2 separate regions of the Homo sapiens genome follow, and region 1 is linked to region 2. The links are chromatin loops, found by intact Hi-C in ENCODE. Cell type or tissue: ovary. All regions are shown on one strand. Each heading gives the region's core, and the rest is flanking DNA. Links, peaks and the distances in the headings are about the cores only.

The links. Hi-C counts contacts between places; a loop is a spot of excess contacts. Peaks named below come from ENCODE experiments on the same cell type or tissue, not always from the same donor. Only the 100,000 strongest peaks of a DNase experiment are listed, where the experiment ranks them.
Region 1: it touches region 2 in a loop (3-fold over the local background); 10 of 110 quality-filtered maps call a loop at or near these places.

Annotation. Positions count from the first base shown.
Region 1 is chr1:95,017,263-95,029,058 of GRCh38, reverse strand. It overlaps ALG14 (ALG14 UDP-N-acetylglucosaminyltransferase subunit), which reads left to right. Exons shown (of 4, transcript NM_144988.4): 3 at 1,799-1,930. Among named protein-coding and RNA genes, the nearest start is that of ALG14-AS1, 38 kb to the left of the region's middle. In ovary, for the core only: no CTCF peak of the experiment used is centred there; a DNase peak (open chromatin) is centred at 7,018; H3K4me3 peaks cover 518 bases; H3K27ac peaks cover 2,178 bases.
Region 2 is chr1:94,859,556-94,871,351 of GRCh38, reverse strand. SLC44A3 (solute carrier family 44 member 3) reads right to left here. Exons shown (of 15, transcript NM_001114106.3): 11 at 6,453-6,609; 12 at 3,935-4,021. Among named protein-coding and RNA genes, the nearest start is that of SLC44A3, 45 kb to the right of the region's middle. RefSeq lists an enhancer at 4,493-4,994. In ovary, for the core only: a CTCF peak has its summit at 7,067; DNase peaks (open chromatin) are centred at 6,306 and 7,171; H3K4me3 peaks cover 1,184 bases; H3K27ac peaks cover 2,500 bases.

The DNA.
Region 1 (11,796 bases), core at 5,986-8,485, 160 kb before region 2:
GAATATACTTATTGTTTTAAGCTGGTAAATTTGGAGATAATTTGTTACACAGAAATAGGTAACCAATATATCTGGAATTTTGATTCAAGGAAAATATGTTGGTTTCTCTTGATTATGAAAATATCACTTTCTTGTTGCAAATTTTAAACATATTCAAAGTTATTCTGACCTGAAAAATGAAAATATCCTGTAATATCATCTTCTCTGTAATTTCTGGCATGTAGTTCCAGCTCCAGATTTTTTTTCTTTTTCTTTTTTTTGAGGCAGACTCTTGCTCTATCACCCAAGCTGGAGTGCAGTGGCATGATCTCTGATCATTGCAAACTCTGCCTCCAAGGTTCAAGCAATTCTCCTACCTCAGCCTCCCAAATAGCTGAGACTACAGCTATTTTTTGTATTTTTTGTAGAGAATGGGGTTTCACCATGTTGGCCAGGCTGGTCTCAAACTCCTGACCTCAGAAGATCCACCTGCCTGGGTCTCCCAGAGTGCTCGCATTACAGGTGTGAGCCACTGTGCCCAGCCCAGTTCCAGATTTTTTTTAATGAAAATACTAATGCATGGCCGAGTATAGTGACTCAACCCTGTAATTCTAGCACTTTGGGAGGCCAAGGTGGGTAGATCACTTGAGCCCAGAAGTTCAGGACCAGACTGGGCAACATGGCGAGAACCTGTCTATACAAAAAAATTAGGTGGACATGGTGGCCCACACCTGTGGTCCCAGCTACTGGAGGCTGAGGTGGGAAGATCTGGGTATGGTGGCATGTGCCTGTGGTTCCAGCTACTTGGGAGTCTAAGGTGGGAGGATCACCTGAGCCCAGGGAGGTCAAGGCTGCAGTGAGCTGTGATTGCACCATGCACTCCAGCCTGAGCAACAGAGTGAGACCTTGTCTCAAAAAAAAACCAAACTAACAAATACTGATGTGTGTATGTATGCATGTGAGTATTTTGTTAATTGATGCTGGATTATATTAAACATGCTGTCTTCCAACTTGCATGATTCACTTAACGTGTCTTGGGATATCTTCCATACGAGTTCATATAGTTCTATGTCATTTGTTAATATATCTCCATATATTTTACTGTATGCACTTCTCCATTCCCTACTGGAGAATATTTGGTCTAATTTCAGTTTCCACAAATACAAACAATGATACAGTGGGGTAATCTGTGGGATATATTTCCAGAAGCAGAAATGCTGGATCAAAGGAAGACACATTTAAAGTTCTGATAGATATTTCCAGATTGCCCTCCCAAAAAGTTGTACCCATGTATTTACCCAGTGAATGTAAATGTCTATTTCCCCATACTCTCAACAACACTGGTTATCCACTGTCGTTGCCAATCAGGTAGGCGAAAATGACTTGTTTTCTGTTGTGCTTGTTAGCCATCTTTTTACATGTTTATCATTATTTGTATTTCTTCCATTTGGAGTTATCTGTCTGTCTTTGCCCATCTTGATACTAGGTTACTTGTCTTACATATTGACTGGTAAGAATTCTTTGTATATCAGCAGGTTAAATTCTTTGCCTGAAACATAGTTTATAGAAACTTCCCCCAACTTATTGTTCAAACTGGCTTTAACATTTTTTGAATCATAGGAACTTTTTTGTCATATGTGATCCCATCTGATGTGTTATATAAAGCATGAGATAGGCATTACAACTCTAATTTAAAAGTGGTTAGAATGAAAATTTAAATTAAAGAAAGCATTTCTGTTTCTACAGCTGTTAATTGTTACTATGTTTAACTTTGATATCAGTGACTCAGTTGATTTGGATTCCATCTGTTTCCTTCTAGTATACCAAATACTACATTCACCGAATTCCAAGAAGCCGGGAGGTTCAGCAGTCCTGGCCCTCCACCGTTTTCACCACCTTGCACTCCATGTGGCTCTCCTTTCCCCTAATTCACAGGGTGAAGCCAGATTTGGTAAGTAAGACCATCACTAAGGAGAGAGAAAGTAACTCCCTGTAGATCTTTCGTTAGTAACAGGACATACTGTTTTCTTAAACAGCTACCATTTATTAGTGTGCCAGGTAGTATGCAAGACCCTGAACTGGCTGGTGCCTTGATCTTGGACTTCCCAGGCTCCAGAACTGTAAGAAATAAATATCAGTTCTTTATAAGCCACCCAGTTTATCGTATCTCATTATAGCACCTGAAATAGACTAAGATATCATCCTTGGATTTTTGTGACTTTTATCACAAAGCACTCTTTCTCCTGCCTCAGCCTCCTGAGTAGCTGGGACTACAAGTGCATGCCACCAAGCCTTGCTAATATTTGTATTTTTAAGAGAGATGGGGTTTCACCATGTTTTCCAGGCTGGTCTTGAACTCCTGACCTCAAGTAATCTGCCCGCCTCGGCCTCCCAAAGTGCTGGGATTACAGGCATGAGCCACTGCGCCTGGCCTGTGACCAGTAATCTTTGATGTTATTGTTGTAATTGTTTGGGGACAGTGTGAATCGTGCTTACATAAGACAGTGAACTTAATAAATGTATGTGTTCTGACTGCTCCAACAGCCTGCTGTCCTCTCTCTGTCTCACACACACATACACACACACACACACACACACACACACACACACACACACATTCCTTGGGCTTCCCTGTCTATGAGACACAACAATATTGAAATTAGGCCAATTAATAACCCTGCAGTGGCCTCTCAGTGTTCAAGTGAAAGGTAGTATTTCTTATGTTTCACATTTTAAATCACAAGCTAGAAATGATTAAGCTTAGTGAGGAAGGCATTTGCAATAGGCAGTTAGTCAAGTTGTGAATGCAAAGGAAAAGTTCTTGAAGGAAATTAAAAGTGCTACTCCAGGCTGGGTGCGGTGGCTCACACCTGTAATCCCAGCCCTTTGGGAGGCCGAGGCAGGCGGATCACAAGGTTAGGAGATCAAGGCCATCCTGGCTAACACAATGAAACCCTGTCTCTACTAAAAATACAAAAGATTTGCCGGCCGTGGTGGTGGGCGCCTGTAGTCCCAGCTACTCGGAAGGCTGAGGCAGGAGAATGGTGTGAACCCCGGAGGCAGAGCTTGCAGTGAGCCGAGATCGCACCACTGCACTCCAGCCTGGGCGACAGAGCGAGACTCCATCTCAAAAAAAAAAAGTGCTACTCCTGTGAACACACTGGTTTCACGATAAGTACATGACATAGCCTCATTGCTGATATGGAGAAAGTTTGAGTGGTCTGGATAGACTATCAAACCAGTCACATTCCCTTAAGCCAAACCTAATTCAGGACAAGGTCCTAATTCTCTTTAATTCTGTAAAGACTGAGAGAGGTCAGGAAGCTGCAGAAGAAAAGTTTGAAGGTAGCAAAGGTTGGTTGAGACTTAAGGAGAGAAGCCATCTGCATAGCATAAAAGTGCAAGGTGAAGCAGCAGGTACTGATGTAGAAGCTGCAGCAATTTATCCAGAAAATCTAGTTAAGATAATTGATTAAGGTGGCTACACTAATCAACATGTTTTCCATATAAACAAAACTGCCTTATATTCGACGATGTCATTCAGGACTCTCGTGGCTAAAGAGAAGTCAATAGCTGGCTTCAAAGCTTCAAGGGACAGGCTGATTCTGTGTAGCTGTTGACTTTAAGTTGAAGCCAGTGCTCATTTACCATTCTGAAAATCCTCAGGCCCTTAAGAATTATGCTAAATCTATTCTGCCTGTGCTCTGTAAGTGGAACAACAAAGCCTAGATGACAGCACATCTGTTTACAGGATGGTTTGCTGAATATTTTAAACCCACTGTTGAGACCTACTACTCAAGAGACAAAGCTTCCTTTCAAAATATTACTGCTCTTGATATATTGGGCTGGATGTTTTTATTTAAAAAAATACAAAATATACTGCTCATTGACAATGCACCTAATTACCCAAGAGCTCTGATGGAGATATACAAGGAGATTAATATCTTTATGCCTGCTAACACAGCATCTATTCTGCAGCCCATAAATCAAGGCATAATTTTGACTTGCAAGTTTTATTATTTAAGAAAACATTTGTAAGGCTGTAGCTGCCATAGATAGTGATTCCTCTGATGGATCTGGACAAAGTCAATTGAAAACCTTCTGGAAAAGATTCACCATTCTAGATGCCATTAAGAACATTCTTGATTTATGGGAAGATGTCCATAAACAGGAGTTTGGGAGAAGTATATTCCAGCCCTCCTGCATGACTTTGAGAGGTTCAAGACTCAAGTGGAAGAAGTAATTGCAGAGGTGATGGAAGTAGCAACAGAGCTAGAATTAGAAGTAGAGCCTGAAGATGTGACTGAATTCCTAAAATCTCATGATGAAACTTGACTAGGACCCTATTCTGTGATAGGATTTATACTGTGCACTCGAGGTATAAAAGTAAACACAGCTCTACCCCTGAGTGGACTGAGGTGATCTGTGAAAATGGCTCGCTATTCACTTGACCCAGAAAAATCCCACAAAAGTCATGCAAACCAAGTTGTTCAAGTCTTCATGTTCACTTTAAGAACATCCACGAAATTGCCCATGCCAGAGAGACCTAAGTAACCAAGATGTTATGTAACTCCAATTTTCTTTAGACATGTATTAGATTCTGCTAATATTAGCTAACTTGCTCAATTGAAAAGTTATCCAGTATTTTAAAAAATATCTTTAATGCAGCAGGTACTAAAAGGGATGAATAAAACAGCTCTTCAGGAAGCTTATACTTTGGCTTCAGGGAAAATGGAGTAAAGAAACAACAGGTAGACTTGAAATACAGATTAATTCAGTTGAAAATAGAGACCCTATTTAAAAGGCCGGGCGCGGTCGCTCATGCCTATAATCCCAGCACTTTGGGAGGCTGAGGTGGGCGGATCACGAGGTCAGGAGATCGAGACCATCCTGGCTAACACAGTGAAATCCCATCTCTACTAAAAATACAAAAAAATTAGCCGGATCGAATGAGTAGGCTGATCTCATATTCTCTTGAAAATATACTCCTAAAGAGGAATTTGTTTCAAGGAGAAGAATAGAAAAGTTAATTTGTGAGATTGCTGATTATTAAAGTAAGAGGACTGCTTATGTTGGGGGAAAAAGATCTATAAAGTTCTTGAGGGTAAAGGCCAAGTATTTTTGCGTTTTCCATGGTCCTTTCTAGAAAAGCTTCCACATATTTGAGGAATGACTTAAAAATAAATGAATGAATACTGGATTAAGTGAGTCATCACAAAAACAAAGACACCCACTCCCTACACTGGTGCTCTTCTCAGGCTTTATTAAGAGTCTGAAAAACCAGGAGGGTTTCCAAAGTCTGCAGTGTTTGATTACTGGCTTCATTCCACCCTGGCCATTACCAAATGAAATACTCAAGGAAAGAGCTCTGCATACAAAAATGAAACCTAATTTAATTTTTAATCAAGTAAAAAATAAATTTCAGATTCTCCATATTAACAAATTGAAAGGAAATGGACCATTTCAACCTAATACTCTGCCTCTTTGCCTGAAGCTGGTTTAATTCACCATGACAAATTTAGATGTACTTATTACATCTACACTCACTCACGCTTTGTATGAAAGAAGTCCATTATTTTATTTAGTCATTTTTTTCCATGTTTCATACCCAGTTTGAGCTGTGAAATGTCTAAGTTCATAGCAGTAGAAAGTTGATGGCTGGGTGCGGAGGCTCATGCCTGTAATTCCAGCACTTTGGGAGGCCAAAGCGGGCGGATCACTTGAAGTCAGGAGTTCGAGACCAGGCTGGCCAACATGGTGAAACCCTGTCTCTACTAAAAATACAAAAATTAGCCAAGCATGATGGTGGGTGCCTGTAATCCCAGCTACTCAGGAGGCTGAGGCAGGAGAATTGCTTGATCCCAGGAGGCAGAGTTTACAGTGAGCTGAGATCATTGCACCCCAGCCTGGGGGATAGAGTAAGACTCCGTCTCAAAAAAAAAAGTTGATGACATGGATGGTGGGTTATTATCTATAAGTAGGATACTGTGATTTTTTTTTTGATTAGGTGTTTTCTGTGGTGAGCCACAAACTAGGTGGCACCAAGATTATCACTGTTTGTATAGTATATAAAATTTTTATTGGCCTACTAATTAACATGTGTTTGAAATATTAAGAAGAGGCAATTAACTCTTGTTAATTGTTGACATGCCAGAACCCTTACAGGAACTTTTTCTCCTTAACTGTTGTTAATTTGATTCTCTTTGTATAATGACTTTCATCTGGTATTATATTTGGTGGTGATCAAAAAACTTTATAACATGTTCAAAGGAAACTTGGCTAGACAAAGAAAAGGTCAGCTGTCCCAAGATGTTTATCTGTCAATGGAATTAAGTGAGAGTAAGGTTTTCCAAGCCAAGTCAGATGAGAAACAATTAGACCACACTTGTCTTACTGCTTCATGTTTTCCAAGATTAATGAAATCATAATTGGGAGCCATTTGTTTAGGTTTCCTCAGTTCCTGCTCCTCTGTTGCCCAGTCCTCTATAATGTGTTAAAATAATGCCAGTGTTACCCCTTCCCACTGTGTGTTTCCTCTCCATATATGCGCTGTAAATTTGGCAGCCTCCTTAAAGATACAGAAGGACTGGCCCTGCACTGTACGTGCATTTAGCAAGTCTGATGATGGTCAGAGTCCACTGCGAGAAGTGGTTTGATGTGAAAATCCCCCCAAATATCTGGTTTCTTGTGACTGACAAACTGCTTTTCCCAGTTGCATGGTGAAATTACCAGCTGTGCCACTGACACATTGGCTGAGTGACAACCTGTAGCTGCTTCCATCCATAAATGAGGTATTTAGTTTAAATGTTATAGCTTCTGTTTCACATTGAGTGAGTTCCGAACAACATCTGTGTCAAAATTAGGCTGCATATTAGCAGTTAGATTGCTTTGAGTTGTTTTGATTCGTCTCCATTTTGGGGGACTCTCAGCAGCTTGAAAATGATTTTTCTTTCTAAGTCGATGCTTTTTCCACTTGGCAAACATTACATTTTTCCTGTCTGCAGAAGCCAGCGTGGCTTTGCCTGTGATTTTTGCTCTCTTGTTTTGCTTTGCCTGCATCACTCTTGAGTTGTCACTGTTCCAGCCCATCACAGGCTCATTTTGGATCTGAGGCTGGTGGGGACTCTTCCTTTCAAGGTGAAAGCCAATGTGTTTTCCCAAGGATAGCTGTGAGGTCACAGTTAAAACAAAAATGAAAGTTGAATGAAAAGGAATTCAGTTGTGAGAGGATAAGAAAAAGGAAAACATGAGGTAAACAAAACTGTTTTTGAAGAAGGGACTGATGTGGTCACAGGCAGTGAGCTCCAGAGACCTGGCCTTATAGATGAGGGTAATGGGAGATGCTGGTGACGAGGTGAGAACAGAGGGTGGGGTGAAGAGAAGGGAAGCCTTTGAAATGACCTTAGATGCATGAATAATTCCTAGAACCAGTCCCAGCTTCACAGACTTTCAGTGCTTATTTTAAAGGATCATGTGAAGCAGGAGCTCTATTTGTATAGCACTTGAAAATCAAGAAAGTGATGTTTCTGTTTAGAATCTTTAAAATCGCTCTTTGACCTGAGGAAAAAATAAAAGAAGGGGGCACAGACAGCACCGATAATTGAATATGTAATGGAGAGCCTCAGAAGGGTGCTGCTCTCCAAGTTAAGTGGGATCATTAAAGTTTTAGAGTTTGTGTAACTAGAGTCAGTAGGGAAGCGTCATGGGAAGTTTTAAAAATTTGAATACAGACTGTGAACTCCTTGAGGAACGGTGAGGTGTATTACTCATCTTGGCAGTGCTAGCACCTATTCTAGAGCGTGGGGCATGTAGGAGTTCAATAAATTTTGAAAGAGTAAATCTGGGTAGGAGAGAGATTAGGAAAGGAGAAGTCAGAGAAGCTATTAAAACCTGATGATGACCATTTACAGCCTTTAGGTGGGCTGGAAAAAGTAGAATAGGAAAAAAACATTGCATAACTGCTCCTTGGTTAACTTTTGCTCCCTCTGAATTAATCGCTGAATTCGTCTAAGGATTTTTTTGATAACATGTTTCTAAAGTGTTAAATATTCTCTTTATCAAAGCACCATAAGAAAATGGCGAAAGTTTCTCATTCACCTTAACCAGAGTACACTTGCTTTATTTCTTTAATTGAAGTGAAATTCACATAACATAAAATTAGCCATTTTACAGTGTACAATTCAGTGGCATTTTAGTACATTCACTATGCTGTGCAACCACCACACACCTTTACAGCATCGAGTTCCAAAACATTTTCATCAATAGTTGCTTTACTTTAATTTCTTGGTGTTGTAGAACCACTTAGAGTTTTGTGGGGTTTTTTGTTTTGTTTTTTTTTTTTGAGACGGAGTTTTGCTCTTGTTGCCCAGGCTGGAGTGCAATGGTGTGATCTTGGCTCACCGTGACCTCTGGATCCTGGGTTCAAGCAATTCTCCTGCCTCAGCCTCCCAAGTAGCTGGGATTACAGGCGTGCACAACCATGCTTGGCTAATTTTGTATCTTTAGTAGAGACAGGGTTTCTCCATGTTGGTCAGGCTGGTCTCAAACTCCTGACCTCAGGCGATCTGCCCGCCTCGGCCTCCCAAAGTGCTGGGATTACAGGAGTGAGCCACTGCGCCTGGCCACCACTTAGCATTTTTTACTTCATTTGGGGGAGAAAAAAAAAAGATTAAAACACAGATAGTGTTTTCTAACAGCCTCTGGAGATCAAAGGCCCTCTCCTTCATGGTCTTTCTAATTCCTTGTTTACCCTGCCCAGAAGTCATTGAGTAGATGTATCTTTTTCAGTTAGCGCTTACTCTTTGATACTTTGCAATTTGATGACTTATTTTTCTCCTTGTATAATTTTTTATCTTTTTTTTTTGAGACTCAGTCTCACTCTGTTGCCCAGGCTGGAGTGCAGTGATATGATCTCGGCTCACTGCAACCTCCGCCTCCCGAGTTCAAGCGATTCTCCTGCCTCAGCCTCCTGAGTAGCGGGATTATAGACGCATGACACCACACCCAGCTAACTTTTGTATTTTTAGTAGAGATGGGGTTTTACCATGTTGGCCAGGCTGGTCTTGAACTCCTGACCTCAGGTGATCCACCCGCCTCGGTCTCAAAAAATGCTAGGATTATAGGCATGAGCCACCACACCCGGCCATGTATCATGGATTTCTTTTTCTAGTGTAAAACATACATGAAGTTAAATCAGCTGTAGAAAGCTTATTGCTGGGATTACAGGCATGCACCACTATGCCCGGCTAATTTTGTATTTTTAGTAGAGACAGGGTTTCTCCATGTTGGTCAGGCTGGTCTCAAACTCCCGACATCAGGTGATCCACCCACCTTGGCCTCCCAAAGTCCTGGGATTACAAGCGTGAGCCACTGTGCCCGGCCAGGTTATCGCTTCTTTACCTGTTAGCATGCAATTTGAAATTCCACTCATACCAGGACAGCATTTTACAGCAGATATAAGCCAAGCGGCTTCTCAACTTCAGTGGTGCCTTTTCCACATAGTCAAAAGGGTTAACTGATTTTCCCTAAGATACATGGGCAAATAATTATTAAAATGTTCTTCAAAAGGACCTTACAATCAAGAATGAGGATAAGTGGAATGAGTAAACACCTTACAAATTTCAAATACTATTATGGCTTACTGCAAAAGCTGTGTTAGCATTATTGGGTGAGGAATGTAAAAGATCCAATCAGAAACAGGTTAGAGAGCTTGAACTGGTATTATACATGCTTAAAAATAGCAAGAAGGTCCCTGCTGATAAGACCTTCAAATTACAGAAAGAACATATTGTGACTGATAATTCTTTTAAGAAATGTGAATACCAGATTTATAAGTTTCACGTGTTTGCAATGTCAAAACTTCCATATTCTGCCATAAAAAGTGAAATCCTGCAGTGGAATCAGCTGTAGAATTGCAAAGGGCAGCAAATTCCATTTGTTAGCAAAATACCATTTTGCATTCTTGGTCTTCCTGAATTCACATTTAAGCCACTTATACAAATCTTTGACACAAGCAATTTTTAAAATATGTTTATGGCTGACAGTTTGTGAAAACAGGTTTGCTTTTGTGGGCTAATCACTTTTCTCTAAAGACAGGTGTCACATGCTTAAATCAGTTGTGTCTACATCTTAAAGTTCCAGATGTTATTTTTCACAAGATTTACTTACACAGTACAGTATTTTGTAGATAAACCTTGTTAGTGGAGGCAGTGCCTGGATTCAGGGAACTTGGTCTGTTGCTGTTTAATTATTCCTAAGCCAATTTGCCTGTTGCAGTTTTTCAAGGAGCCATGATTCATCTCTGTGAAGTCACACAGGGAGAGAAAAATTCCCCACTGGTCACTTCTATTAAAGAACAGAATTGGGAGGGGCTGGAGGTTGGGAGAAGGTAGGGGGTGAATTTCCTGCTCTCTGTGGAAACCAGGTGCAGCTTATATAAGGCAAACTTTCATTCTTAAGGTCATAAAAGAATTCCCCATATTTACCCTTCCTTCCTTCCTTCCGTCCCTTTTTTCTTTTTTCTTTTGTCTTTTTTTCTACTAATTGAGACAGAATCTTGCTCTGTCACCCAGGCTGGAGTGCATTGACATGAGCTCGGCTTACTGCAACATCTGCCTCCTGGGTTCAAGCTATTCTCCTGCCTCAACCTCCCGAGTAGCAGGGATTACAGGAGTGTGCCACCACACCCAGCTAATTTTTTTATTTTCAGTAGAGGCGGGGTTTCACCATGTTGGCCAGGCTGGTCTGAAACTCCTGACCTCAAGTGATCTGCCCTCCTCAGCCTCCCAAAGTGCTGGGATTACAGACCTGAACCACCGCGCCTGGCCACCTCATATTTTCTTTATAGGTTTCATTGAGAATTCATCCTGAATATTTGCTTCCCATTTGATTTCCTATAATTTCCAATCTACTTTTTTTTCTGGTTTGCATCCATTTTACCTCAGTTGTGATACACAAGAAAAAATACCATCCTACAAATCAGGAGGTTTTGGCTTTACTCTCATCTTTGTCAGTAGTTAGGTGTGGTGACTCAAAGCTAATCAGTTAGCTTCTCTGACTTAGCTTCTCCTTCCTATCAAATAGGAGTAATGAGAAGCTCCAAGAGAAGGATCACAGTTGGCAGATGCACTTGCTTTTAACCAAGCCACTCCCTCTGCTGGGAAAGTGATTCCCTGCCATTCAAAACCACTTACTTCTGCTCACCTCCTGCCAGGACATATGATCCTTGGAGCTCCAGTGCCTCATTGGATTTTAGATATTGTAGATCTCAAAAATATATATATGTGCTTGAATTATGATGTCGATGTGGCTATTAGAGTCATTCTGGGGTTCCCCAGGGTTTCCTTAGGGAGCACCTGTCACCCATACACATCCCAAGGGGCCTTCGAGAAGGTGGTTGCCCTTCTATGGCCCTCCCTGATACATGCTCGTGGCCCTCCTCTCTCTTCTGTCTCTTTCCATGCTTTAACTGTTCTTTCTCTTTCTTCCTCTCATCTACACCTCTCCCCTCCATTGGGATCATGTTGAAGCCCCTGTTTCATCTTATCCTTGACATTCTCTCCCACCTGTTTTTGTCACAAAGACCCTAGAGGTTGGCCTGTTTACCTGCACTCCTTTCCAACTGCCCCGATCAGATTATACCGCAGGAATTCTTCTCCTAGGTCTCCCTTAGGTCTACTGGGAAATGAACTTTAATTTTCACCAGTTTTGCCATTTTTTTTTCCTAGCACAGTGACTCTTTGTTTTAAGGCTTTTCCTGCAGTTGACTGTAGGAAGCAGATAGGTGTTAAAAACAGTTAAGCATTGCAGGAGTTAGAT
Region 2 (11,796 bases), core at 5,910-8,409:
CTGAGGAAAGGAGGAGGGGCCAGGCCACCCTGACCAGCCTTTTCTGGATGGATAACTGCTTGATTACAGTTACAGTGAGTTCATCATCTTCATTGCTCCTTCACCTTTCCCGTCTTCCTCCACAAAAGTCTGCTGTGTAACAAGATGTGCTCTGCCAGCTCTACTTGTCTGGACTCTGGCTTTGCTCACATCCCCAGGTGGTGGTCATGAGTCCTCCTCTGGCTATTTTAAAAATGCACAGTGGTTAAGGGCTTGGGTCCTGGAGGGAAAACAGACTTGGATTCAAATCCTAGTTCTGCCACTATGTGCCTCCTCTAAGCCTCAATCTCCCTATCTGTAAACTGGAGACACTATCTCAAAAACTAACAACTGGCCACGAATGGTGGCTCATGCCTGTGATCTCTGCAGTTTGGGAGGCCAAGGCGGGTAAATCACCTGAGGTCAGGAGTTCAAGACCAGCCTGGCCAACATGGTGAAATGCCGTTTCTACTAAAAACACAAAAACTTAGCATGTGGTGGCATGTGCCTGTAGTCCCAGCTACTCCGGAGGATAAGGCAGGAGAATCACTTGAACCCGGGAGGCAGAGGTTGCAGTGAGCTGAGATTGTGCCACTGCACTCCAGCCTGGGCAACAGGAGCAAAACTCCGTCTCAAACAAAAGAAAACAAAAACGAAAACAAAAAACCTAACAACTGATATAATGCAGGAAAAGTGCTCAGCATACAACTGGCAAAATAGTTTATTGCCAATACCCACAGCTGTTATTGCTGTCGTTAGTAGCTGGTGATCTCCAGTGGGTGCTCTATACTCAGGTCCACCTCTCCTAGGAAATTTCCCCTAATTACAGAGTCAAATGACCTCTCCCAGTGACCAAGATTCCCCTTTTCTGAACTTCCACAGCCCTATCCCAACACTTAAACATGTACTTTTCTGTACTGTCATATAAATGTCTCATGCATATACCACTTACTGGCCCCTGGCTCCCAACAACTAGCTTGTCAATTTCTTGGAGGCTTGCCTTTTGCACTATACAGTAATGACTCTGTATCACCTCTGTATCACCATGGTCCTGGTCCCTATTATGCCCAGGTAGAAATAGTCTGCATACAGCATAAACACATGGTTGCTGGATGAACGCATGTGTGAGGTGAACATGTAATTTTTTCAGTATGCACACACTCAGTATTTATGATGTAGGGAGAAAAGTAAATGAGAAATTATGAGACTGAGAGTTTCATTCCCCACCTTGTAAGTGAATGCCTGTGCAGCCTTAGGCTGGGTGTTCACAAAATGCAGCAACTGCCACCTGCCTCCCTACTAGGATTTAGTGAAGATGGATTAGGCTTTTAAGAAGCAGTGGGAAAACACAACCATCTCCTTGATGTTAAATAAAGATGAGCATCTGAGTTTTGATGGTAACAAATGGATCTCATTCTCTTTTAGTATTTTCCAGCTCCTATTCCACAAAATGAGGAACATAAAATAGGGTTCAGCCTTTTTAAATCTGATTTCCAGAGACAGAGATGCCACAATGTCCCCTAGTAAGTCATTCCAATGCAAGGAAATTTCTGAAAAGGTGAATCTAAATTCCTTTTCTCACTTTATGCTCACTTTCCTTTGTCTACTGCCAAATGAGGCTGACAGTTGCTCTGATCACCATTTACAATCATCTTTATTCTTAAACATTTTTATTTCACTCTGCTTTCCAGTAGTCAATGTAGACCAGAGGTGACCCTTCCCTCTCCATTAATATTCACATCAATTCTTGTTTTTTCATTCTTCCTCCTCTTCCCAATCTCCTGAACCTTAGGCCTCTGAGCATCACCCATATCAGCTGGCAACACCCAGTTCTACAGGAGTCACCCCAAGGAAAAGACACTACAAAGCAGGTTTAGCCACAGCCTAGTGCACAGGCACCATGATTAGAATCTGAAAGACCTATCCCTGTTTGCACCACTGACTCACTACAGGAGCTGGATCAAGGCTGGCTTAGTTTTTTTGTGAATCAGGGATCATTACTTCCATTGACACAGCTTTTAAAAGGAGTCGTCACCTTCACAATGGTCATTAAGGTGTGGTTAACATTAATGTCACTTATGAGTTTGGAAACATTTTGAATTACCAAGGGAAATGGTCCTGGATTAATTAAGGTGGTGAAAGTTCAGAAGGCAGGAAAATACGTATCTCAGGATAACAGGGCAGAGGAAACAAATGTGAAAATGGGACCAGAGGTTTTCAAATGTGTTTCAGCAGCAGAGACCTGTCCTCAAATGAAACCTTCAGTACACTCCCACACTCCCACCCCTAAACCACATAAAGTGGAGCTGCTCAGGCCGCAAGGCCAGGCAGTATAGGCATGGTATATGGGGCCAGGGCCCACCCTTCCTCCACCTCAGCCATTTCTCTGCCCTCCTAATGTGGTGGTCCCCACAGTGTCCACAGGAGCCTCTAGGCTTCCAGGGGCCAGTATGAAAACCATGAGTGAAAGAGGGATGCGGAAAGTACCTGAATTCCCGTAGTACAGTGAGAGGGGATAACAGGTCAACCCTCGGGCCTTGTAGGGCCATATGGCCAACATATTTGTATATCAATGGTCCCATTCATTGCTTTTGTCTTTCTAGTCTATCTATATGTTTCTTAGACTTTATTTTTCATGCATATATATTTTATCATAGTTAATACATTTTTGCAATGCATCTCAAAATATTTATGAAGTTGCCGTCTGGATATATACACAATAGCTATAACATCTTACACCACGACAAATGTATTCAAACGGTTTGGACTGACTTGTTATATGTTCCCCCCCATTCTGAAAGGTCCTATGGTATTTGATTGTGTTTTATACATGCTGGCTTATAGCAATCCAAATGAAAACTAAATATACTCTAAAATGTTCTCCAAGTTTAAGAGCCTAAAAATAGACCTTACTATAAGAAGGCTACATTTTTCCCTGAATAATGAAAAGTATTCTAAATACCCCTTAAAAGACATTAAACATAGGTGGTCTAATTAGTCCCTTTACTTCTAAAGGTACATTTCTTTGGGAGGGGGCAATTATAAGAAATACTTTTCTAAGTGAGATTTCTGTGAACATTTAAATTATAAAACAGTTTGCTAACTTACAAAAATACTGCTTTGTGTAAATTTGACTAAGGACTATTAAAATCTCCTAAATGCTCTATAGAGAAATACAACATATTTAAATTTCCATCAATTTGAAAAATTCAGGAAAGGAAAAAAATCTGAAATCCAAACAATTGCAAGATATAATTTTTATAATTTTAAAGGCATATTTACAGCTTGAAAAGGAAAGACTGGTGAAATCTATGAAAATTAGGGAGGCAATTCTTTTCCTAGTTCAGGAAAATTATAGTTCTTAGAGAAGACACTGAAAATTAGCTCTTAGTTGATATATATTCATTATGCTTAGGGTTTCTAAATACTCCCTTCCCTCTTTATTTCTGAAAAGAGAAAAACTTTCTTTTAGAATTTGAAGCATGGCTTTAAAGGCCTATGGTTCTAGGGTAGGGTATGCAAACTACAGCTCAGGAGCTAGCTCCATCACACCGCCCACTTTTCTCTGGCAGGAGCTAAGAACAATTTTTACAATTTTACAATGGTTGAGAAAAAATCAAAATCAAAAAAAGAAAATTTCTTGACATGTAAAAATCATATGAAATTCAAATTTCAGTGTTGATAAGTTAAGGTTCATTAGAACATAGCCACATCCATCCCATTGACATTTTACCTATGGCTGCTTTCCTGCCATGATGGCAGAATTGAGTGGTTGTGACAGAGAGACTGGTCTGAAAGCCTAAAATGTTTACACAATTTAGCCCCTTAGAGAAGAATTTGCCAAACCTTGACCTAAGAGATGAAGCCCACCTTTGGACCCTTCTGTGTGTTCCTGAGGCAAGAGGTAGAGACGTACCTGGTTGAGATGGAGCAGGTATTTGTCAAGACACCAGAAACAGCAGTAGCAGCATCGGAACAGGTACCTGGACAATGCACCATGCTGCTGGATCAGGTTGAGAACAAAGGAACAGAGTCAAAAACAACACAGGAAAGAAGAAAAGCAGGCAGTTTCTGAGGAAACACAGTTTTTACTTATGCACCTGGGGAAACACTGGTGGCGTGGGAGAAGTTCTATTGTGTGCATACTACTACTACTAATTATGGTTCTAGTATTACTGAGGAGCAACATTTCTGTCTTGTGGACTTACGTGTTAGGGGTGCTATTAGGGAGGTTAGTCCATACTGAACAGCAAAACAAAAGCAGGCCTTCTGGTTCCAGTAAAAAAAAAAACCTCTCTTCCCCCTTCATCTGCCCTTAAGTGTCTGAAATGGTACACTTTGCTTTTTCAAACCAAAGTTTATATTCACGAAAAATCCACATCCCAGAAACAAAAAAAACAAATAATACACTGTAGGTACTAGTTATGTGCCCACATAAATAAAGAATCAAGTTTAACTCTGGAGGAAATAAATCCTGTAGTGAGATTTTTTTCAGGACTAAATTTCGAGGGATAAATTACTCCTTTGAAATATAACTTGAACTTGTGCATAGCTTAAGAATGAATACTTTAATGAACCTCTTGGGGGAAGGGTGCTCGGAGGCATCCTACCCACTCTCCAGAGTGAACACATCCCTGAAAACAATCCTGAAATAGCCTAGGATGAGGACCCCAGGAATAACTCAGCCTTATATGGACATTTTCTCATCCCAATGTGAATTCAATTGGATGAAACTTGATCTGGACACTTTTCAGCCTGGCTGTGTTGGTGAATGAGCCTATTTAACTAGGGAAAATCACACAGTGGCTGTGTGAGACATTTAAATTGTAGACACAGTGTGGGGCAGTAAGGCTGCTGAGGAAGAAATTTTTTTTTAACCTAAGAAAGGACACATTTTCCCAATAGTGACATCACTAAAAGCAATTTTGGCCCTTGGTCCTTGTGGGATCTGGGAAGTGATAAATAACCTTTTAGACCTCAGTCAGAGAGACCTTGGGCCTTCCACTGAGGTCCTTGGGCCTTCTCTTTTAGATTTATGAAAGGCCGTTTCCCCAGAGAGTTTAAAATGCCTAGCTTTAGGAGGGAGAGCAAGCTCCCGGCTGCTCATTAATTTATGATTATCTATTACCAATGCGCACACACACATATCACAAATAGATTTAAAATAAAACGCTGTCCTGTTCTTCAAGAAATCCTGCAAGTTTCCTAAGACTGAAGGATTGATTTCAAAATGCAGGAGCCAAAAGTAGCTAGTTTTGCCCTGGATATGGAAATGCCTCTTCAAGTCATCAAAATGTGGCCAAGCAAAATATTAATAGAAATACAAGAAAATATTCTACAATCAGGGGCAACTGCTTAGCATGCATTTCCAGATAAGGAAGCCAGATAATTTTATGTGTTATCCAATCAATTGCTTCTAATTGATAAACTAACTTTAAATCTTGGTTATAGATTTTAAAATATCAACAATTCAGATATCTTTTTAAAAAGTAAATGAAAACAATTCCAAAATACAATGTAAACCTATTGGTAAAATGTCCTGAATTTACTAAGGACACATAGCTATACTCAAAAGGTTGGAATCAGGTAAGTTTGTGAAACTGACCAAGTCACCAACTCTAAGGTGGTGACGGGGGAAGAGATTAACATTGTGTGAGAACAGAAGACTTGGGAAAAGTCCAATCTTCTCTTGTTTGGCAGGCCAGAAATACCATGAGAACAGCTGTTTTCCTGGTGTTCTGGTTTCCACTGGCATTCATAACCAAATGTGCATGGAAATAAAAACTAGGAGGAGAAATCCCCCAGGCACAAAAGCCCTACAGTTCTCTGTCCTTTGAGCTGAGATGTAGGTCAGCTTGCCCATTTCTCACTCTCAAGCGCATGTGTACACACGCATGTACACACACATACACACTCTCATTCAAACCCTCTCCTTTTCTCCCTCGTTCTTCCTCACACACACCAGGAATTTCCCATGACTGTCTCTAGGAAACACAAAAGGCAGGCAATATTTTAGCATCAAAACAGAAATGAACAAATATTATTCCTATCTTATGGTATATTTTTTTACTTAAAAAGGCATGATAAATGTTCACAAAAAAACTTGTTTAAATTTCACCTTAAGAGTTCATCCCGTCTGTTTGGCATTTACATAAGAAGGAAAATCAGCTAACTCAGAACTACTCCCTCCCCACGCCATCTCCACCGAGTTGGAGAAAACCCAATAAACAAAACCATAAACAAAACACAGACTCTGGGAAAATAAAAGTTTTGCTGGGAGAGGCGGGGGATGGGAGCTGAGGAGTGCAGGAGCTTTCTGCACGGCCCGCTGTCACAGGTCACATTTCTGTCCTGGGACCTGCTGTAGTTTTCCAGTAATTAAGTTTCTGGCAACCCAAACACAGAACGTGCTGTGTATCAGGAGGTAGCCTTACCTGTTCTTTCAGTGCGTTTTGCATGTACATGACAATGATTCTCGGAATCCTCACCACAGAGATTAAAAATGACCCTTTCACAACGGTTCCTTGATGGTAGAAGAAGAGAATGGAGAGAGACGAAAGGATGGGATGATCAGGAGGATCATTTTTACTTCTGGAAATAGGGAAAAGGATAGCATTTTAAAAACACTTTTTATAAAGCAGCAAAAGCTCTCTGGTTCCAATCATCTGTGGTACTAACAACTTAGAAAGTTGTGACATAATAAGCATTTGGCGAACTTTTTATACTCCTTGGTAGCTTCGGTTAAATTGTTTCTTGTATTAATTTAATTCGTTTTGGTGCCACTTAATGCTACAAATAAAACAGAAAAAATTTAAAAAAATTGATGAGTTAAAAAAGTTTCCCTCTTCATAATGCAGAGCCCATCCACCAACCCTTTAGGGTGCCTATTCATCTCATTTTCACTTTCAGAATTTTAATTGCGGCACAATCTCCAAGGTTTAACTTACACAGGAGTATACATAAATATTGCCAGCATTCACCTGGTGATTAAAAATCATCACCAAATCACATGACCAGGATCAGTGGCCAGAGAGGTAATAGTGAGCTCCCACTTACAGGAAAGGGACAGAAAGCCCTGGGTGCTTGGCTCCTACACAGCTCTAGGCTCCCCAAATCCTGCTGGTTTCTACTCTGCTCTTTAAAGGTCACTTCAGTGTGAATCATTTACGGGACTTGTCATGACGCAGCTCCCAAGAATGTGTACAAGTCAGTTTCACAGGCAGGGAAAAAAAAGTGAGAAAGAACAGAATGGGCACAGCCATCACTCTCCCCTAACCCTGAAAGATAAAACAAAGGAGTGGGGGCTGATGCCACCCCACGGGTGACCCTTTGAATTCCCGCTGAAGCCAGTTCTAGAAAATAAGGTCTTTCTGAGAAGCAACTTCACAGATTCCAAGTGAAGCTTGGTTTCTTTATAATGGATTATTCTACAACTTGCTCTGGTTGCTAATAAGTCACTATGAATTAAGGTTTTGACAGCAGCCTAGGTTTTGAGAGAGGAAAAGGAAGGCAGCCAGAAATGTTTCAAGAGTTGGCAATGGCTGCATTTTGCTGTTACTCAAATCAGCCAGGAAGAAAAAGAGAACATGAAAGTAATATTGGGAGCTGAAAAACTGCAACCCAGTTGTCCCACAAAAAAAAAGGATGTGTGTTTCAACACAGTGTTATTTAAAGTAGGAAAAACCACGGAAGCTATTGCTAATAGGAATTCATTTAGATCTGATAAACTAGAAGAGTAGTGTAGGCCAGGAAAATCTGACACACTTTTTTTTCCCTTCCCTCATTTTTCTTTTTTTTTAAGGAAGAACGTTTACTTTTCCATTGAGGAGATTTGTGTGCCTTAGAACTTATTATGGTGCTCAAGAGGGGAGGCAGGGAGAAGAGGACAACACCTGCTTTCCATCTGGTAGGGAAACACATGATTCATAGGCCTCTGTGAATGAGGGCCTTGGGGTTAGCCCTCCAGGTATTAGAGTTTGGGGTTAGGCATCAGCTTTCTGAGGTTTCACTGTGATGGGGTTAACCACTTCAGGCAGAGGAGTACCTGCACTGCCTCAGCTTCCCTAGTCTGTAACACATCCTGGTTATGGCTGGAGGCTCTGCCTGGCTTGGCTGGAAGAAGATGCAGAGGTTCCAGAAGCTGGGTTATCACGTGATGGGAGACGGAACTTAAAAAGAGGGCCCTTTCAACCCAAGCCAGCTCTTGGAGCCAGGAGTCACTCAATACCTGCCCTCAAAACTAGAAACAGCCCTACAGAAAAAAAAGGCTAATGAAGTGGTGTGTCTCTGAGGCCCCCACCTAGTCTCAGACTCATTTCCATGTTCAAAGGTAACGTCATCCTACCACCTCTCCCCTGCTGTGTGTGGGGCTAGTGCCTCCAGCTCTGTCTCCCTCACAACCAGCCAAACCTGCCTTCAGGAAGAGGATCTGACACACCCAGTGATGCTAAATATAATACTTACCTCTGGACTTATTCATATTTTAAGAATTGACCTGGGGGACAACATTCCAGTGTTGAGCATATGGGGCAACCCAGCGATGAGTGTATTAGGAGGCTGGGGAGGACTGGGCCCCCAGTCAGCCTTCCTCATCTCTCTCTAGATCTTCCCACTGGACCACATCCACCCCAATTCTGTGGGTAGTGGCAATAAGGAAGACACGGGCAGTGTTAGAGGGTAAGGCGACTCTAGCATATGCCCCATGAAGCCCAGCTTCCCCCTTCCTTTGGATGTGTGGCTGCTTTGAGTGCTAATGGTGCCTGGCTCCCAGAACAACGAAGCCAGTTGCCCAAAATACCACATCAATCCAAGCTGTGGGGCAAAGGGTTTAATGGTCCCATCCATCCAAGTCCTCTAACACCTTTGGGTCATGGTACAAAGTACTGTTTTGTAATTTCTACTCCCATCAGACAACAGAGTGCATACAGCCAGGCAAGCCGCATCATGGTCCTAGAGACAAGCTTTGGCTCTAGTTAGATCCAGCCTCGTGCTCACTAAAAACTCTTCTGACATTATGGAGAATTAATTTTGTGCTGAGGCTCCTGGACTAGGTGTGGGCTGCATGGGACAAATGGCCTCCAACGTAAAGCTGGTCCCAGCAAAGGACTGTGTGGTCCCTGTAGAGACCATGTCTCTTCCAGTATTTCTTACAACAAAATCACTGCAAGATGGGGTTTGGAGGGCTGAGAAGGTTGTATGTTTCTTTCCTATTCTACAGAAAATGAAAATCGTCTTTATTAGAAAGAAGAGGATTCTTTAGCTGGCCTGGGTAACTCTTGCTAGGTTAGGAAATTCATCTATCTCTACCTAAATTCCTTAGGCTCTGCTATGAATCCATTTCCTCTTCTCCATCTGTAGATATAGAGCAGCTGGAAACCCTCTTTTGTATATTTGAAAATGATGATGAAGTCACACCTCAAGTGTCCCTCCACCACCCTGAAGGGTTCTAGCTCCTTCCTATCACATCCCTAACACCACCTTTATGGCTCTCAGTTGATCCTTCTTCAAGCAAATGGTTGTAAAAAGTAAATTCTACAGATTGCCCATATCCTGGTACCTGATGGTATTTGTATGAACTCTTCAGCCCTCGTAGTGCATAAATGAATGACAAAGATGAATGCACCCTGGCTATATTTAATCCTCACCCTGAGTGCAGGCCAGAAAAGGATACGAAGAATTGTGAACTTTGAAGATTAGGAAAAATCTTGAGGTTTCAAAATTAGGCAGAAAATCAAAAAGGAAGCAGAGCTCTTTAATAAATGCAATAGTTGTGCTAAAAATAAATCATTGTGTGTTATATTATAAATTAATTTTTTTTAATCAAAGTAATATGTAAAGTGTCTTACAAAGCCAAAAATCACTGCTAGGCTTAATAGGAAAAACAGCAGTTTTCTTCCCCCATTCATAATTCTCTCTCCCTGAGATAATATTTTAGTTGTTATTAGAGAACTCACTTCCACACCTCAAAATTACATGTTCTTACTGCTATTTCTTGGTTTTTTGGCTTCAGATATTGTCTACTGACTTTTCTACTATGAAAGATTCTGGTTTTATTTTCTTACATAGCCTAACTCCCCCAATCTCCTCACACTCATGTTCCCATTCTTCCAATGTAATTACATCAAAGCTTTTAGTTAATGCTTAGTGTTTGTTATTCATACATAAATAATATGTGCTGTAAATAATATTCACAACTGATCTAAGTAGCATATTCCAATTAGATTCCCTTCCTGTACAACTTTTTTTTTCTGAAGTTAATTGTTTCACATTTTTTTATTAGCTTGGATTTCCATGGGCCTCACCGAACGCTTCACCAACGTGTAATGCTTTTCTTAACGTGTTCGAACACACCTGGTATTCCCTCAGTTCCATTTTCTTTTCATGGTGACATCTCTCCTGGAGCCCATTGTCTACCTTGGACTGGACGCTTTCCACGCCTGCTGCGCAGCTACCCTCCTGGGAATTCCTTGCTCTGCTCTGCTCAAGCCTGTTTTCTGAAACTCATGTTTTCCTCTCTGGCTTACACATGAGTTTCAGTGGGGAACATCCCTGCTAGAAAGGATGAGGGCAGGGAAATCTTGGGACTGCCTGTGCATGACTTTGTTCTTCTTTACCCTTGACTGGTAGTAAGAATAGGTATACAACTCTATACTAGGTATAGACTGGCTATACAATTCTAGGTTGGAAATAATCTTTCACTAGACTTCTACAGCCTTCCTTCACTGTTTTTCTGGTTCAGAGTTGCTGGTGAAAGTCAGATCCTATTCTGGGTCCTTGATCCTTTGCCTGTGATCTTTTTTCCCTCGGGAAGCTTCTGGAATCTTCTTTTTACTTGTGTCCTCCAGCCCTGGCAAATTTTCTTTGTTAATTTCCTCTCTTTCTTCTTTTCTTTGTTCTGTATTTCTGGGCTCATATTAATCAGATAGTGGGTCTCCCAAATTTATCCTCTTTTAATCCTTTCTCTCTTATTTTGTGTCTCTTTGTCTTTTTATTCTACCTTCTGAAAGAGTGCTTCCACTTTATATTTTAATCCTTCAATAGAAAATGTTCACTTTTGTAATCATACTTTTAATTACTCAAGAGTCTTGTTTTCTCACTATGCCCTTCTTTTGTTGGTGGGAGGGGATCCTAGCAATACATCTTTGTTCTCTCTGATAATATTATAGTTTGCTTTGTTGTTTCCTTTTGCAGCCTGCATTGTCTCCGTTTTCCCTAAGCTCATTTTATTTGTTCATTTTGATCTCTTCTTTCACTTAGAGGCATTCATCATGTTTAATAATCACTGGTAAACAGTTCAAATTGAAGAGTGAGGCTCTCCAGAATGACCTGGAAGCTCTGTGTGAGGCATGTTGCTTGTTGTCTGATGAGCTTCACTGTTTTGCTAGGAGTCAGGGAATCCATTTCATTGGGGGACCCCATATGGCACTATCTGTAGGTCTTTACTTTGGGTTAGGCAGTTTCTCCACAAAAGCATCCTCTAACCTCTTCCTAGGGAATATCAAATGAGCTGCCAACATTCTGGGAGCTGAACTGTGGAATGTGGGGTGCTGGTGTATGTGGGGGACCTCATTTCAGTGTTTAGGCTTTCACTTACTCCCCCTGCTTTCAGTACAGAGACTTGCCCCCAGCCTCAGCTGTACCTGATACCCCAAGTCCAGGCCCTCTCTGCTTTCCCTCTCTGGAGAACAAATTTTCCTGTCTTCAGCTGGTGTGGAATTTGGGGGTCTAACTACTCCTGAGGAAGGCTTTCAGCTAATCTTTGGAAATACTTTTTATACT